2 separate regions of the Homo sapiens genome follow, and region 2 is linked to region 1. A link is an interaction called in ENCODE POLR2A ChIA-PET data of the cell type or tissue named here. Cell type or tissue: PC-9. All regions are shown on one strand. Each heading gives the region's core, and the rest is flanking DNA. Links, peaks and the distances in the headings are about the cores only.

Region 1 (5,378 bases), core at 241-5,240:
CCCATCTCCCGAGTGCCCCATAAGGCAGCCAGTTTCCATAAGAGGCTGAGCAAGAGGAGGTTCTGCAGGCCTGGGCTGCTCTATGCGTACAAGCCTCTGTGCCGCCCAGCCCTGTGAGCCACTGCTGCTCAACATATCCATGACAAGCGCCAATGGGAAAATTGCAGTCCGGACCTCTAGAATTGTGGAGCAATTCTGTGCTCTCTTCTGTAGATAACTAGTTTCCTTCTGAGAAACTGCTTCTCGCTTTCTACTGGGATTCGAGTCTGAACGCCCACCCCTGTGTCATTAGGTGATCATTCAGCCTAGTTCCCATTAGGGGCCGGGCATGGTTGGACCCACCCAGCCACCAGGCGTGGGATCTGCAGCGGTGGCCTCTCAGTCCATGTACGCAGTAGAGGCAAGCTGGGGTGGGTCCAGACGGCATGGGAACTTCACAGGGAAGGCAGGTGGCCCAGACTCCCTCAGCACCTACCCCTGCTGCCCTGTCTCCCTTCCCCATCCATGCCTCCAGCCTCCCCGGGTACTCCTCACACCCAGTTGGCTGAGGAAGAAACTCGAGCCTGGTGACAGAGGGCTCGGCATGCTATGCCAGTTCCCACAAAAGTAGACATGAGTACTACAGCTCCACCGGCCGAGCCCCGGTAGCGAAGGAACCCTCCCTAGGCGCACAGTTTGAGCCATTCACTCGGCTGTCCACTACATGCAGACAGAGAGATGCCCAGAGGTACAAATCCGTGCCCACTTAGAAACAGCTGCTAACAGTTTGGTTGGATGTTCGGGGACCTGGAAGAAAAGGATTGGAAGTTTGGTAACAAGGATGTCTGAGGAAGAAGTATGCGGTCAGCCTCTCGAGATGGACACAGACTACAGGAACATTTGCGCATCATATAAATGCTCAGCAAAGGGTGTCCCCTTCAGAAGAGGCTGAATCAGGTAAAAGAAGGAAGTTCTGTGAAGTCATCAGCCAGACCCTGTGTGTTTCCTAGGAATGCTGCAACAAAGTGCCGCAAGCTGCGGGTGCTTAGGCCCTAAAAACGTGCCATCTCCCAGTTCTGGAAGTTAGAAGTCTGGGGTCAAGGTGTCAGCAGAATTGCCTCCTTCTGAGGAAGTGAGGGAGACTCCATCCCAGCCCGTCTCCCAGCTGTGGGAGTTTTCTGTCAATCTCTGGCCTTTCTTGGCTTGTAGAAGTGTTACTGGAAAGGGGCCCCAATGCAGACCCCAAGAGAGCGTTCTCAGATCTCACACGAGACAGAATTAGAGGCAATTCCACAGTGCAAAGTGAAAGCAAGTTTGTTTTATTCTATGTATTTTATCTTTTGAGATGGGGTCTCACTCTGTCACCCAGGCTGGAGTGCAGTGGCGTGATCTTGGCTCAATGCAACCTCCACCTCCCAGGCTCAGGTGATCCTCCCACCTCCGCTGAAACTACAGGTGCACACCACCATGCTTGGCTAATTTTTTAAATTTTTCACAGAGACAGGGTTTCACCATGTTGCCCAGGCTGGTCTCAAACTCCTGGACTCACGCGATCTGCCCGCCTCGACCTTCCAAAGTGCTGGGACTACAGGTGTGAGCCACCACACCTAGCTGCAGGTTTATTAAGAGAGTAAAGGAATGAAAGAATAGCTACTCCTGGATGGGCATGGTGGCTCATGCCTGTAATCCCAGCATGTTGGGAGGCTAAGGCAGGAGGACTGCTTGAGCCCAGGAGTTTGAGACTACCCTGGACAACATAGTAAGACCCTGTCTCTATAAAATATATATATATATTTTGGCCAGGCCCAGTGGCTCACGCCTGTTTTATATTTATATATATATATATAAAACATAAAATATAAAATATATATTTTATATTTATATATATAAAACATAAAATATAAAATATATATATTTTATATTTATATATATAAAACATAAAATATAAAATATATATTATATATATATATATTTTTGACAAGGACCAGTGGCTCACGCCTGTAATCCCAACACTTTGGGAAACCAAGGCAGACAGATCACCTGAGGTCAGGAGTTCAAGACCAGCCTGGTCAACATGGTGAAACCCCATCTCTACTAAAAATACAAAAATTAGCCGGGTGTGGTGGTGTGTGCCTGTAATCCCAGCTACTCGGGAGGCGGAGGCACAAGAATTGCTTGAACCTGGGAGGCAAAGGTTGCAGTGAGTCAGGATTGTGCCACTGCACTCAAGCCTGAGCAACAGAGTGAGACTCTGTCTTAAAATATATATATATATAATTTGTATCCTGTAAATATATATATACAAATATGTGGCTGACTGCCACGGTTACTACTTGAGATCATCCCCACAACAATTACTACTTTTACTACTTGAGACCGTCATTACAAGACTGAACGAAGAGACAAACGTAGAAATGAAAACTGAAGACAAAAGAAACTGTTTGAAAGGAACTGTCCAGGGAAGGATGAAGAGAGCTCCCTGCTTCTAGTGGACAAAGGCAGCCCCTGAGCTTCCATAGCCCTTCATATTTATTGGGTAGCAAGAGCAGGGAGGAGGAGGTAATGACTGGTCGGCTGCTAATTGATAACAGGTTCATGTTATTACTAACAGGCTTCAGATGTACCTAATCTCAAGAAACACTGCGTTTGGGGAGTGACTGCCCTCAGCATCCCTTCTGGGTGGCAGACACAGTTTGTCAGTTTGCCAACATTCCGCATTTATGAGAAACAGTTTGCTGTTTACTCATAGAGCCTCCAGTGGTATACTGAACTGATCACCACCCTCATTCTTTCGGCCTGTAACACAAATATATATACAAAAGATACATACATATATATATTATCCTGTAAAATAGAGCCCCCAAAATATATACATATATTTTTTAAGAAAAAAAAAAAAAAGAATGACTATAGACAGAGAAGGGCATTCCTTAAAGTAAAAGGAGGACCAAGCCCAGCCTAAGTACAATGCCTGTTTAAGATACGAAAATCATAGGAGATGTGCTTTACTACAAGGGTTTGTGATAGAGGATTAATCTTTGTAATTACCATCTTTCACAAGAATCGATATTATCTTTAAAACAAAACGTCTTAAACTAGGAATGCTTGCGTTCTCAAGATATTGGGACATCAGGACATTCCAGGTCTGTTAGTAAACATTATTAATCTGCTCCCTCAACCGTAAACTCTTGCGACTAACAATGCCTAAGTTCCTGGGAATGTAGCCCAGCAGGCCCCAGCCTCATTTTTCCCAGCCCCTATTCAAGATGGAGTCACTCTGGTTCGAATGCCTCTGACAGGAGCAGCACCCTGATCTGTCTCCATCCTCACACTGCATTCTCCCTGTGTCTGTCTCCAAATTTCCCCTTTTTAGGACACCAGTCGTATTGGATTAGAGCCACCCAATGACCTCATTCTAACTTGATTACCTCTGTGAACACTCTAGCTCCAAGTAGGGCCACATTGGGAGTTACGATTTTAAGATGAATTTGGGGGGACACAATTCCCTAGCCACACCAGCGCTTTTTCAATGAACCCACAAACAATGTATTTATGGTGACCAAGATGGAGGCTACGCATGGGCCCAGCAACACGGGCTCATCTCTCCAGGCTGGTCTGACTAATCTCACTGCTGGCAGCCCCCTCTCACAACCCCAGAGAGCAGCACTGAGTGCCTGATGGCACCTTCCCCCACAGAGAGCAGCCAGCATCTGGTAGCAGGTGGGTCCTGGTCTCTTCCATCATGGAGGGGACACAGACTCACCTTCCTGGAAGGGACACACTTTGCCTCCCTTACCCAGAGTGTTTCTGCAGCACTGCTGCTTGTAGCCTCACGTGATGCCTTTCACCATCATGGCTTCCATGCAGGGCTGCTTCTGACCAAGGAACCCATTTCACCACCAAGGAAATGCCACAGTGGCTCGTGGCCGTGGAATTCACTGATCTTACTGCTTATTCTATCACCCAGAAGGAGCTAGCCTCAGCAAAAGACTGAGTGGCAATACCCAGGAAAGATGGACTCTATTTTACAGGATTCCATATACGCTTTGAATCAGGGGCCACCACATGGTTCTACTTCCCTTATAGCCAAAATGCATGGCTCCAGAAACCAAGCTGTCACAGGTAGTGACTAACTAGGACCAGTGGCGCATGCAATAAAGGAATTTACCAAGAGAGTTGTAGGTAAAGACAGGCAGGCTTATTAGAGAACACAGGAAAATACATTGCAAGAAAGCAATGGGCAGATCAGCAAAAGGGGAGCTGACTACAAGGAGACAAAGACTTGTGGGGGATTTTATAGGATGGTGCTTGTGCTGGAGAGGGCCACGCGCAGTGCTGATAATGCCCAGGTTGCAGCGAGCTAACTGACACTTGTCTATCGGCTGAGGATCTGGCGATAAGATGGGCACAGGAAGATTGTGAGTTATTTGCTTAGGAGGGCTCTGTGTGTCCTGGGCCATGTAGAAAGGCAGGCTTATAGCTTATCTGTTTTTTGTTTGTTTGTTTTGCTTTCCCTGCTCCCCCCAGCCTGACTCCTCTTCCCCGATTAGAACTCCATGCAACCAGTTGATATGAGGGGGATCCACTTACTATTACCCCCAATAACAACCAGCTGGCAGGATTTTTGCTTCCTGTCGCAGCAACTTTGAGCTCTGCTAATGTGAAGGTCTTAGTCCCGGAGAGGAACATCCTTCAACCAGGAGACACAGCAATGGTTTCATTAAATTGAAAGATGATGCCGCCACCTGGCCATCTGGGGCTCATTCTGTCATGACACCAAAAGACCTAAAAAATGATTGCTCTCTTGACTGCAGTGATAGGTTCTGATTCTCCTGGGAGACCAGGCAGCTGCTACTATGTCTGGAAATCAGGGCATTCATTCTCTGCGGCACTTCTGACTATTTCCATGGCCAATAGAAAAGGTTCATGGAAAACTACCCCAGCCATAGAAAGGCAGGAAAATTGAGGACTCAGAACCTTCTGAAATGAAAGTTTTAGTTGTTTCATCAAGTAAAGATCACCAACTAGCTGAGGTCCCGGCTGAGGGAGGGGAAAATCCAGGATGAGTGATGGGAGAAGGAACCATGGACTTCAAGCCTCGGCTCCCAACTGTCACGGAAGCAAGGAGTGTAGTAGTTTTGCTTAGTTTCCTTTGCTTGTTTTCACGTGTTTGTTTCCACATGCCAACCATTTTCCTGTTTTCTCTCGCTGGCATCTGTATTGTACACACAATTTTTTGGAGGTTAGTGTTACCATTCAGTCTTCAGGTAACAAGATATTCAGTGGACTGTGGTTGAATTTGTGGTGTAATTAACAGAGCCAACAGTGGCTACAGTAACCATTGGCACCTTGTCCTCACTGTCTCCTCATTTTGGAGACAGCGTGAGTGCATCTTCACT
Region 2 (5,378 bases), core at 104-5,103, 130 kb before region 1:
TTTTTTTTTTTTTTTTTTTTTTTTTTTTTTGAGACAGAGTCTCGCTCTGTCGCCCGGGCTGGAGTGCAGTGGCGCGATCTCAGCTCACTGCAAGCTCCGCCTCCCGGGTTCACGCCATTCTCCCGCCTCAGCCTCGCGAGTAGCTGGGACTACAGGCGCCCGCCACCACACCTGGCTATTTTGTTTTTGTATTTTTAGTAGAGACGGGGTTTCACCATGTTAGCCAGGATGGTCTCGATCTCCTGACCTTGTGATCTGCCTGCCTCGGCCTCCCAAAGTGCTGGGATTACAGGCGTGAGCCACCGCGCCCGGCCAAAAATTGCTTTTCTTAATCAGTGTCCGTCCTTGTATTTTTTAAACTGAAGCTAAGCGTTACTCACGTACATAGTGCCGTATAAGATGTAACCGAAAATGCGTACACTGACGCTTAAACAAGGGTTACTTGTGTATGTGGCTGCCTCGCACTGATTGACTATATCCGGATGGTCTTTCTCTCCTGATGGTGCTTTAATTCGTGGAGACCTTGTTTCTGGGTCTTCTCTGAGACCCCGAAGACTCTGGAGCCGGCACTCCTGTAGAGATGGGTGTTCTCTTTTGTGTATGATGTGACCCTTATACTTTTTTTTTTTTTTTGAGACAGAGTCTAGTTCTGTCGCCCAAGCTGGAGTGCAGTGGTGCGATCTGGGCTCCTTGCAACCTCTGCCTCCCCTCCCGGGTTCAAGCAATTATCCTGCCTCAGCCTCCCAAGTAGCTGGGACTACAGGCACGCGGCACCACGCCCGGCTAATTTTTGTATTTTTAGTAAAGACGGGGTTTCACCATACTGGCCAGGCTGGTCTTGAACTCCTGACCTCAGGTGATCCTCCTGCCTTGGCCTCCCAAAGTGCTGGGATTACAGGCGTGAGCCACTGTGCCTGGCAGTGACCTAAGCCTTAATGTTGTAAGAGTTACAGTTATGTTTGAAATAGATTTCAGGGCACTGAACTGAACAGTTTTTCACACGTTTTAGATTCATTTACAACCTAGAATTGCAGCTTTCTGGGTGGATTTGTTTTTTTTTTCATTTACATATATAAAATGCCTGACCTACTTGCTGAAATGTCCCTGTACTTTCAAAAGGTGTTGTTTTTTTTTTTTGTCAGAATGGAGCAAAATCAGCTTCTACAACTAACAGCATTATTTCCCCTGTAGTTTATTGAAGCAACATTTTTTCCCTGAACACCTGAATATTTTGACAATAATGCAAATGTTAAACAGAATGAAATTATGTAAAGAAAAGATGCTCTTTTTGTTTGCCTTTCTAGCTGTGTTTGTAAAACCTTGGGAATTGGCTGGGTGTGGTAGCTCAGGCCTGTAATCCCAGCACTTTGGGAGGCTGAGGTGGACGGATCACCTGAGTTCGGGAGTTCAAGACCAGCCTGGCCAACATGGAGAAACCCTGTCTCTACTAAAAATACAAAATTAGCCGGGCATGGTGGCACATGCCTGTAATCGCAGCTACTTGGGAGGCTGAGGCAAGAGAATCACTTGAACCCAGGAGGCGGAGGTTGTTGTGAGCCGAGATCGCGCCATTGCACTCCAGCCTGGGCAACAGGAGTGAAACTCCGTCTCAAAAACAAACAAACAAAACCTTGGGAAGGTTGCTGGTGTTTGGCTTTGGTGTGTGTGGGAAGTGTGTGTGTGTGGGGGGGGTTGTGTGTGTGGGGGGGGTGTGGGGGGGTGTGTGTGGGAGTGTGTGTGTGTGTGTGTGTGTGTGTGTCTGTATGTGAATTCCAGGCATTATTATTCTCTACAGCCCATGGACTCGCAGAGCTGAGACTTTAGTTCTGCCTTAGGCATTTGAACATTTTTCAAAATCAAATGTGAAAACTCAAAACTAACTTTTATCTGTATAAGCTTCCTAGCTTTGTCGAGGGAAAATGCTAGCCCGCGCAGTGGCTTGTGGAGGACCCTGGTATTCAGTTTATATTGTGTGTGATATTGTGGTAGAATAAAAGGTCCCCTCAAAATGAACAAAGAAACAAACACCAAAAAACCTTTCACTGCGCTGAGACCCGGCAAGACTTCAGTCCTCAACACTCCTTTCGGGGACTGGCTGTATGTCTTTTAGGCCTCAGGCAGTTCTTCAGTTTCCCCACAAGAATTTCAGTACTTTCAGTAACACCTGGAAAGCAGAACTGTCTCCCCAGATGGTGGCTGGGAAGAGGGTGTTCAGGCCCTGCGACCTGACACCCCCCAGGCAGAACACCCCCTTCATCTGTGGCAGAAATCCTTAACACTGAAGTTCAGGAAATGCCACCCCCAAATATGCCAGTTTGGGATATGGATTGGTTATAAAAGGAAGCTTTGAGTGGCACTTCCTTCTGTTTAGGATTTCAGGCAGCTCATAAAAACAAAGACCTCTATTTCCAGCTAGGCAATCAGGTGGGGGACAGGCATGGAGTAAAACTCTTGTCTCCAGTAACTCTGGGCTAAACTATTTCCCAATGAGAACAACTAACTGGATAAAATACATATTTTTAAAAATCTTAAAAATATTGAATTGCTGGGCCAGGCGCGGTGACTCACACCTGTAATCCCAGCACTTTGGGAGGCTGAGGCAGGCGGATCACGAGGTCTGGAGTTTGAGACCAGCCTGGCTGACATGGTGAAACCCCGTCTCTACTAAAAATACAAAAATTAGCCAGGGGTGGTGGCATGTGCCTGTAATCCCCGCTACTTGGGAGGTTGAGGCTGGAGAATCACTTGAACCCGGGAGGCGGAGGTTGCAGTGAGCCGAGATCACGCCACTGTACTCCAGCCTGGGTGACAGAGCGAGACTCTGTCTCAAAACAACCCCCCAAAACCCAAAGTACTCCCACAAGTAATTTTTTTTTCTAGTTTGGAAAGGATAGCTTTATTCCTCCTAAAGGGTTGCAGCCTGAAGGTGGCCGTTCTGACAGGCTGGGAAGCATAGCCTCTGGCTGGAAGCTAGAAACAGATATTTGGAGGGTAGGAATGGTAACACAGGGATTTATATTGACCAGGGTGGCCAAATATACATATTCAATAAGCTTTAGGAGGATCCATGAATATTTATGAGAGGAGAAATATGAACATACACAGTTGAGCTTCATGCCTCTCCATGGGACCCACGTTCAAAAAATGGTAGCCTTCACATGGTCCAAGGGTGGAGTTTTTGGGCCTCTGATGTCAAAAGGGGAAGCAGAGAAAACCCTCACTGTGCATCCTCCGTAGACTGGCCAGAACCACTCTGAGGTCGGTGGTCTCTTATCAGGAGGGGATGCTGGTTGGTAAGGTTGTATTGAAAATGCAAAAGGAAGCGGCAGCGTCAGAGTCTGGTTGATGTCGGGGTGGGGTCTGTGGACCGCAGTCCGCAGGGGAGAAAGCCTAAGGGCAGCTGGAGAGGGAAAGGGGAGCGTGTCTGACCTGCCCTCCCGTGTCTGACCTGCGTTCCCATCATGGCCTGGAACTCAGTTTTCAAGGTATCTCTGGGGTCCCCTTGGCCAAGAAGGGCTCAGTTCAGTTGGTTGGGGGCTTAGGATATAATTTTTATGTCTCTTTTCCTCACTTTGGTCAAGATTTTCCAGAGGCAGCATCAGTGGCTAAACTTTAATTTTGTCCCATATCGTTGCCAGGGTGGTGTGGCTCCCTGCCCCAGGTCCATCCAGGCCCTCGGCGGAACCCCATGGCCAAGGGTCTTACAGCCAAAAGACTTGCAGTCAATTAAACATTTTAGGCCAGATGGGAATGGAGGCAGCCAGACATTCATTAACCTGAAAAACTTTAAGCAATGTAAGAGCCAAAAACCAAAGCCAAAATGCAAGGTTACAAAATTGGCTTATCTGTAAGTTCTATACATTGAGCTACTGCAATCTTGGTTTTAGTTACATTTGTAGCAATTAGCTATATAAAACCTAAGCAATTAGCTATATAAAACCTAAGCATTTTGCTAAAACCATTTAAAGTAAGGAATCTGGAGACTTTAGTTGGGCTGCAAAGCTTTTATTTATTCATTGTTTGAGACAGGGTCTCATTTTGTCACCCAGGCTGGAGTGCAGTGGTGCAAACTCGGCTCACTGCAGTCTCAATCTCTCGGGCTCAGGTGATCCTCCACCTCAGCCTCCCAAGTAGTAGGGACTACAGGCATGTGCCACCACACTCGGCTAATTTTTTTTTTCTTTCTTGAGACAGATTCTTGCTCTGTCGCCAGGCTGGCGTGCAGTGGCACGATCTCGGCTCACTGCAACCTCCACCTCCCGGGTTCAAGCAATTCTCCTGCCTCAGCCTCCCGATTAGCTGGGACTACAAGCACATGCCCAGCTAATTTTTTCTATTTTTAGTAGAGATGGGGTTTCACCATGATGGCCAAGATGGCCTTGATCTCCTGACCTCGGGATCCACCCGCCGTGGCCTCCCGAAGTGCTGGGATTACAGGGGTGAGCCACCGCTCCTGGCCCTAATTTTTAAATTTTTTTGTAGAGAGGGGATGTTGCTGCCATGTTGCCCAGGCTGGTCTTGAACTCCTGGGTTCAAGCTATCCATCTGCCTCGGCCTCCCGAAGTGCTGGGATTACAGGTGTGAGCCAGCGCCTCCACAAAGCTTTCTGTGGTCTCTTTAGTACTTTTTCTGAAGTGATGCTAATTGTTGTTGGTCATATCTCTATTGCGTAAACCCCGTAGCTGGAAGCAGCTACACCCAGAAGGCTCTGTCATTGCATATCTTGATATTCTCTTCGTAATTCTCCTTTAATTCTACAGGAATCGGGAATTTTCCGTGATTGGGATGGATGGAAAAGCACCCAACTGCTACATGCTGCCTGATGGCTCCAGGGTTGGCCCACCATCACTTCTGCCACCATTGTTGCCACACACACTGCCCAGGAGCCCACCTGCCCTGCCTACTGGTGGCGCCTGAGCAAGCTGGAGGCCCAAGGACTGGCCTATCTGGACTCACCACCATTAGCACCTGCATATGCCACCCAGGGGCCTGCAAATCAGCACACCTGGCTCCCCATTGCCACCACAGCTGTGGGGGCTGCATCCTGCAGAGCCACAGGGCAGAGCCCACCCCTTGAGCCAATGTGGCCTGGATACGAGACACAGGGTTGAAGGAGATTATTTTGGAGCTTTAAGATTTAATGACTGCCCTGCTGGGTTTCAAACTTGCATGGGGCCTGTAGCCCCTTTGTTTTGGCCAGTTTGCCTTTTTGGATTGGTAGTATTTAGTCAATGTTTGTACCCCCATTGTATCTTGGAAGTAACTAATTTGTTTTTGATTTTACAGGCTCATAGGTGGAAGGGACTGGCCTTGTCTCAGATGAGACTTTGGACTGTGGACTTTTGAGTTAATGCCGAAATGAGTTAAGACGTGAGGGA

What was found. Peaks named below come from ENCODE experiments on the same cell type or tissue, not always from the same donor. Only the 100,000 strongest peaks of a DNase experiment are listed, where the experiment ranks them.
Region 2: POLR2A ChIA-PET joins it to region 1 with 6 read pairs; 3 of 35 experiments call an interaction of 5 or more read pairs at or near these places.

The regions. Positions count from the first base shown.
Region 1 is chr14:103,141,573-103,146,950 of GRCh38, reverse strand. It overlaps the pseudogene NDUFB4P11. Among named protein-coding and RNA genes, the nearest start is that of TNFAIP2, 21 kb to the right of the region's middle. In PC-9, for the core only: no CTCF peak of the experiment used is centred there; DNase peaks (open chromatin) are centred at 2,670, 3,150 and 3,914; H3K4me3 peaks cover 308 bases; H3K27ac peaks cover 2,485 bases.
Region 2 is chr14:103,267,731-103,273,108 of GRCh38, reverse strand. No RefSeq gene overlaps it. Among named protein-coding and RNA genes, the nearest start is that of EIF5, 64 kb to the left of the region's middle. In PC-9, for the core only: no CTCF peak of the experiment used is centred there; no DNase peak of the experiment used is centred there.